2 separate regions of the Homo sapiens genome follow, and region 1 is linked to region 2. The links are chromatin contacts, found by Hi-C in ENCODE. All regions are on one chromosome and are shown on one strand. Each heading gives the region's core, a stretch centred on a gene start or an enhancer-like site at or near the end of the contact. The rest is flanking DNA. Distances are from core to core; before and after follow the strand shown. Region 1 has its middle 22 kb from the start of RASGEF1B. Region 2 holds the start of MRPL1 (mitochondrial ribosomal protein L1).

Region 1 (3,690 bases), core at 67-2,566, 3.6 Mb before region 2:
GCCAAGTAATAGAAGTAAAGTAGTAGAAAAATGAGTCATTCAGTCAAAACATGTGAATGAGAATTTGTCTTCACTTCTACTTCTGACTGGCTACTTGATTTTGAGCAAGTTACTTAACCTACCTAGGTTTCCTTTTGCTCTTCTGTAGGAGTGAGACTCCATGAAGCATGTTCTGGAATCAGCTTTTTCCCCCCTCTGCCCTATCTGTTTATATCTGTGTCATAATTGCAGTAACAGTAGTACAACTTTCATTTATACTTTCCAAAGTCTTTTACATTTATTGTGTTATTTGGCCACTATATCAACATTGTGAGGTATCCCAAGTTAGGCACTCCACCTCCAGATAAAGAAATTGAGAGCTAAGCCAGAGAAAGAATGTTTGACTTGTCAAGGTCACAGAGACCCTAGAACCCATATATTTCACTGTGGTAGGTCAGGCTTTTATGGTGCATCTATCGTATGCATTGCACTGGACAAAGTGCTAATGATAACAGTCCCATACTTTTTTGTAATAGAATCCATGCACAAAGATAAGTGATAACCCAAAGTAGTAGATGCTAAGAGGCAAATGAGCAAACCACAGTTACTTTTTATCTTATTGATTTGCCTGTGAAAAAATAATTCCGCCGGGCGCGGTGGCTCGCGCCTGTAATCCCAGCACTTTGGGAGGCCGAGGTGGGCGGATCACAAGGTCAGGAGACTGAGACCATCCTGGCTAACACGGTGAAACCCTGTCTCTACTAAAAATACAAAAAATTAGCCGGGTGTAGCCGGGTGTGGTGGCGGACGCCTGTAGTCCCAGCTACTCGGGAGGCTGAGGCAGGAGAATGGCATGAACCTGGGAGGCGGAGCTTGCAGTGAGCTGAGATCGGGCCACTGCACTCCAGCCTGGGCGACAGAGCGAGACTCCGTCTCAAATAATAATAATAATAATAATAATAATAATAATAATAATAATAATTCCTTATTTTCTTAGATGAAATTTTCTCCATCATTGTGTGAGATAGCGTTTCCCTCTCTTGGATTCCATGGAGAGCTTGATGGGAGAAAAAGATTAATTTTACTTTGACACCATTACTTCAGTATCATGTAAGCACATGCCTTGGTTTGGATATCTTTCAACAGTGGTCTGTTTGGCTTTAAATAGTGCATGTTTAAGTGTAATCTAAAACTTTGTAATTCTGTAAAGCAACAAAAATCAATATTGAAAATTATCATGAGAAGGTTTTTTTTCTGAGTTTTTTCCCTGAGTCTATTTTTAGGACTAAGTATATGAGAAGTATGCAGAGTTTCAGTTTCATTTTTAGCGAAACTGGTAAGTAATAGAATTGATTCTGAAACTCCACAGCAAGAATAAGGGATATAAGACTGTCTGGGATACTTTCTACTTAAAAACATGCATTTCCCATGGCTTTTGATAGGGATTTTCCAAAATTTTTAGATTTTTGAATATGTGCTATATTTATGCTGTTCAAACACAATAAAATATGACAAACTGTCTTGTGAAAAGTTTCCTTCCTGTTTCTCCCACCCACTGTCTTACACCCACCAAGTTCCCATCCCCTCCCCTAAATAGCTAACTACTTACCAGTTCCTTATTTATCTGACCCCAATTTTTCATGTATAAAATATTACAGTACAAATATATATTCCTTCTTGTTTCCTTTTATAAACAAAGAAACAAACAAACAAACGAACAAAAACAGGGTCTTGTTCTGCCTCCCAGAGTAAGACCTGTGCTCAAGTGATTCTCCTACCTTAGCCTCCTGAGTAGCTGGGACTACAGGCATGCACCACCACATCCAGTTAATTTTTTAAAACATTTTTTTCTTACTATGTTGCCCAGGCTGCTCTCTAACTCCTGGTCTCAAGTGATCCTCCTGCTTCAGCCTCCCACAATGTTGGGATTACAGATGTGAGTCATCATACCTGGTCTCCCTCTTTTATATATATTGTAGGATACTCTACATAATGATTCTATATATTTTTTCACTAAACAATATATTAGCATTCCATATCAATACGTAGTGTCCCTGTGGTTTCCTATTATACTGCAAAGTGTTTGATTCTGTTATTACATTTTATTTATTAAATAAATACAATTTATTCATCGAATTCACTAATGATGGATAGTTGCTTCTAATCTTTTCTCATAATGGAATGAGTAATGTTCTTTATGTGATATTTCACATAATGAGTGGAAGGTATCTATACAATAATTTTCCTTAGTTGGTATTATTTGATCAAAACATATATGCATTCGTATTCCTCCACTATGGTAGATTTTCTTATGAGTTAAAGGAAATCTTATGAGTTAAAGGAAAAGATCTCAGAATTAGTTTTAATTTACAATTTTGCTATTGTGAGTGAGAGTGACCCTTTTTTATCAGTATAAAAGCCTTTTCAGGTACAAACTGTATGTTTATGTCTTTTTCTGATTTTCTATTGGATTATTAGTGATTTTCACTTAGTAACAGTACAGTAAATAAGTGTATATTCATCATTTCCTAAATTTGCTCTGGTTATCTTTTTTTTTTTCAAGAAGATACTCATTCTTGACTCCTTTTTATTTGAAGCTACAGGTGTAGAATTGTGGCAATCACGTATGAGTCATACACCTTTTTTCATTCTGTTCTTAGGATTTGGCCAAAGTCAAATTCAAACAAATAGAAGTATAACTATACCCTAAATCCTTCTCTTTCTATAGCATTCCTCCACATGGTTAAAATTTGCTCAGTATCTTTAAAACAACAACAGTTACAACCAAGACAAACTCCTGATCTTTCTTTCACCTTAAGTAATTTTGGAATCTTTCTACCAGTCATTAAAATAAGAACTGGAAGAACTGGTAATGTGAAAAGAAAAACAGAGAGTGAATTGTCTGCAGCATAACTAATGTAACACTATAGCTGAATGATTGTTTGCTCATTTTTCCTTTCTCAGAAGTTTGAAAATGATTCTTTTCCCATTGATATGTAGTTTTCAGAAATTTGCAAAGCAGTGGCCTATTGTGATTTCTCTAAAGATGCTATAAAATTAACCTGTTGGCTTCATAGTACGCCATGTAGTATGAAAGGAAGAAGTATGAAAGGAAGAAGATGAGGTTGACTGTAAGCTGAATGTTAATTAACTAATAATTAATTAATTCAGCATGTAATATTGAGTAGTAATTATGAGCCAAGCCATCTGCTCAACTCTGAGAATATGTAGTAGTAAATAAGGAAGGTGTACCCCTTGCTTTTCAGAGCTTATATTCTAAACCAGTTCCTTTTTACCCCAGTTAACACATGAAAATCACCTGGGGAGCTTTACAAAAATACCAATCCCTTTGTCCAAGTCAAGAATTTCTAGGGGTATAACTCAGGAACAAATATTTTTTTAAAACTCCCCAGTGATTTCTAAGTGAAGACAGAGTTGAAACCACTAGTCTAGCCAGACCTCAGAGATAGCTAGGAAACCACACAATATTTTGAAGAGGAAGTGGTCATGGAAATTTTGATGTGAAGTAATATGAACTACGTAGCATTGACTTGGAAACATTCTTGCCACAATGTTTCACTTAAAAGCAATAGGGGCATAAGACCTGCATTCCAAGGTATAGATAACAGAGAGGATAGAAGAACAAGTTAAATGACACTTTGAGGAAAAATATCAAACAAGTTCAGAAATTGGTACTAAGCCAAATGTCCT
Region 2 (3,938 bases), core at 1,313-3,812:
TGAAGGATGGAATTGCCTTCAAATGAGAAGAAAAAGACTGCAGGCTATGACAATGAATTTGATTTTAAACAACTGCAAGGTGCTGATATGCTATCAAAGTGGAGATGTAGAATACTCAGATGAGTATAAGAATCTAAAGTTCAGAAGAGTGATCCCAACTGTAGATATAAATTTGATAACCATTAAGGTATAGACAATAATCGGCTGGGCATGGTGGCTCATGCCTGTAATCCCAGCACTTTGGGAGGCAGAGGTGAGTGGATCACTTGAGATCAGGAGTTCGAGACCAGCCTGGCCAACATGGTGAAACCCCACCTCTACTAAAAATACAAAAATTAGCCGGGCATGGTGGCACGCGCCTGTAATCCCAGCTACTTGGGAGGCTGAGGCACAAGAATTGCTTGAACCCGGGAGGCAGAGGTTGCATGAGCCAAGATCGTGCCACTGCACTCCAGCCTGGGTGACAGAGCAAGATTCCTTCTCAAAAAAAAAAAAAAAAAAGATATACACAATAATTGGCCATCCATTTCTCCAACAGCCAGGAAGAATGCTGGTATTGAGGCTAATACCTAAAAAGAACAGTAGCTACCGTGGCTTCCAGTGCTTTAATGAACCTCCGATGTGGGGCCTTCTGGCAAAACATTTGCAATTTCATATTGTTGAAGCATTCATTGTATCCCTGGGGGTTTTCGCTATGTTCGCGGTGGCTGAGCCAAGAAAGAAGGCATGTGTCGACTCCTACAGAAATGATGATTCCATAAAAGATTTTGAGGAGATGAGGAAAACGTATATTTCAGAGCACAAAGTGATTTTGCAATATAAAGAATTTCTTTGGGTTGAATTACCTAAAAGTTTGTCACTGACCTGTGTTCTTGAACTATGAAATGTGAAAGTTTCTCCTGATAAGTAAACAATTAAAAAAATAAAAAAGATAGACAATAATCAAAGCCACAAACTTTGGATGAGCTAACCAAGGAGTGAATTTAGATACAGAAGAGATGAGAATGAAGGATGGAACCCTGGCTTCCAGAACACTCCAAAGTAAAGAGGCTGGGGAGAGGAAGAGGAACCAGCCAAGTAATGTGAGAAAAAATGACACATGAAATAGGAAGACAATTAACAGAGAGATATCCTAGAAGCCAAGAGAAGAAAATGTGACAAGAAAATTATAATATTCAGGTATTTTTGGTTTCTTTGGATTTGTGTAACATAACGATTTCTGTCATACATGAAGATGCCTTCAACCTCCTTTCAGAAATAATATACATTTTGGTTTGCTCACAAAGTAGGCATCAGGGTCTGTTGTTATCTCTTGTCACCCCTAATTTTTGAGCAATAACTCTCTTGACACAGTTTTCCTAAAAAGAAACTCAAAAAAAAAAAAAAAAAAACTGTGATGCAGTGTTAAATATACATGTATCACTGACCTAGGATTGCAAGCTTCAGTACTTCCTCTGCCATTTACTAGTTATATGAACTTGGCCACATATCTAATAAGTTCAGTTTCTTCCTCTGTAAAATGGGGGTAATGCTGGCTACTGCTTCTACCTAAAGACCTACCTAAATTAAACAATATATATCACTGGACTTCAAAAACACAAAATAAAAGCAAAAAGCGTTGCACAGGCCGGGCGCAGTGCCTCACGCCTGTAATCCCAGCACTTTGAGAGGCCGAGGAGGGCGGATCACCTGCGATTAGGAGTGCAAGACTAGCCTGGTCAACATGGTGAAACCCTGTCTCTACTACAAATACAAAAATTAGCCAGGCATGGTGGCACACGCCTGTAGTCTCTGCTACTCGGGAGGCCGAGGCAGGAGAATCGCTTGAACCTGGGAGACGGAGGTTGCAGTGAGCTGAGATCGCACCACAGCACTCCCAGCCTGGGTGGCAGAGCGAGACTGCCGTCTCAAAAAAAAAAAAAAAAAAAAATTGTTGCACAAGAAAGGGCTGTCATCGTAGACAAAAAGTTGAAATTATTAAGATGAAAAGAGGCGCTACCAAGAGGTACTACAGAATTAGCCCCCTCAAATGATAAACGTTGATCCAAATTAGACCACCTATGGAAGTTTAAGAACTGGAATCGCCTATAACGAAGTAATTCCGAAAGCACCAAAAAGCACTTTGAAAATTGCTCTAATTTACAGACTTAAGCCACTCAAATACATCATCTTTCCCTTATCAGAACTCACCTCACTTATCACACTCCACTACCCGCAGCCCACACCCCAGTATCAGAGACGACCCAGTCCTTGCCATGCCCATAGGTGGCTGGAGGGCGCTCGATGTACGTCCCGCTCCCACTCCCTCCCTCAGGGTGGACGTCTCCAGAATGGAGTGAAACCCTTCATAAGGTCACTTTTAAGTAGTAATGACCCACCCTCTGAAAAACCTAGAGACCAGAAACAGCACGAGGCATTTTCAGCACCCAGAGCAGAATCCGCCTTGCACTCTGCTGCAACCAGAGACTCGGTGCCAGAGCCATTTCCCCTGCAAGACAACCCCTCGCCTTACCTCTACCCATGCACCTTACGGCCGCCGCCATGTTGGGCACTCCGGATTGCGTTCACGAAATTGTTCCTACGTTTCTACTGGGAAGAATTAAAAAAAGGTTCCGTTCTAGAATCCGCAAAGAGGGAAGGAGTTAAAAAGAGAAAGAGGAACGGGGCGGGGACCAAAATGAGCTTTGCTGCCGGCGTGGCGGTGTTACTGTTAGTCCTCCGTGTTGCCCAGGACCCTGTGTGTTTCGTGGTTCCGGTATGGCTGGTTAACCACCTTCGGGAAAATACGATCCTGTTGGCGATGCTGTGATTATTTTAATCCTTCCTTCTTATTCTTTTTCTTTTTTGATCCTGCAAGTGTACTCAGAGCGACAATTTTAACAGGCTGTGAGAGTACTTAATACCCAACGTAAAATCTTGAAAAACAGGAACCCTGAAACCCACTAGCTTCCTCCGCCACTTTTCCGGCCTTGGAAAGACTTATTTTAAAAATTCTCTAGGCGTTTTCGCCGCTACCCGAGGGAGGTGTCCAACTCACTGACAAACTTTTTTTGCTAATTGTCAAACTTTCTGTCAGCGCAAGATCAACCTTAGCTTTAAAATCTTAAATTAATCTCTACATTTACCCCCTGCTGGCAAGCGAGTAGACTTACCATTAGGATCAATTGAATAATAATACTTGACATTTATAAAACATTTCTAGTTTTAAAATGGCAGCTCCAAGACCCACGCACAAGTTATTCTGATAGGAAAAAAAAACAAAAACAAAACAGAATGAGTGTACTTTCCATTACGTCACAGCTGTCGGTGTGGTTTATCTAAAACAAATCTGATTACGGATTTTATCACTTCCCAGCTTACCTCCCCCACAACACACACACACACACACACACACACACACACACACACACGTTTCTCACCTCCATAACTTGGTTCATTCTATCTTCTCTGCTTCGTGTGTACCGTACCCTACATCACCTAGGTAACTTTTTAAAGATTTCGCCTCAGGCTGTGTTTCTTTTAAACAGTTTTGAGATATAATTTACATAGCATACAATCTACCAATTTAAATTGTACAATTAAATGGTTTTTAGTGTACTCAAAGAGTTGTGCAGCCATCACCACAATATATCAGTTCTTGTCACCAGTCTGAGCTTTTTATGGGTAGAAACCATCTTACTCATTTTTGTAACCTCAGCACATACTTCAGTGCCAGGCCCATAGGAGGCTCTCAGTAAATGTTTGCTGAATAAATGAATATATGCATACATGAATTAGTGACTCAATTAGAATGGCAAGCCTGCAAAATTAACTTGCTTCAATGAAGCTGCCCACAGGCAGATGAACTGGATCAAAGGCATTTCCCAGATGCTTTATTCATATTTATACATAGTACTCATCTACATGAAAAAATAAGATTTCTAATGTATTGCCTTGTC

What was found. A loop is a pair of places that touch in the nucleus more often than their neighbours do. Pooled maps may share reads with other maps.
Region 1: a pooled map shows a loop between it and region 2 (6-fold over the local background). The contact joins the enhancer-like site here to the promoter of MRPL1 in region 2. A Hi-C loop is called at or near these places in 2 of 168 maps with a recorded cell type or tissue (CD8-positive, alpha-beta T cell and natural killer cell) and 4 of 50 pooled maps.

Annotation. Positions count from the first base shown.
Region 1 is chr4:81,491,942-81,495,631 of GRCh38, reverse strand. No RefSeq gene overlaps it. Among named protein-coding and RNA genes, the nearest start is that of RASGEF1B, 22 kb to the right of the region's middle. RefSeq lists an enhancer at 809-2,008. Within about 2 kb of position 1,316, at least 6 of the 41 ENCODE cell types and tissues checked have a DNase peak (open chromatin) inside an H3K27ac peak, as active enhancers do; they include CD8-positive, alpha-beta T cell and natural killer cell, where a contact is called at or near this core.
Region 2 is chr4:77,861,454-77,865,391 of GRCh38, reverse strand. MRPL1 (mitochondrial ribosomal protein L1) reads right to left here and starts at 2,562. Exons shown (of 9, transcript NM_020236.4): 1 at 2,513-2,562. The coding sequence starts at 2,543. RefSeq lists enhancers at 2,015-2,114, 2,475-2,874.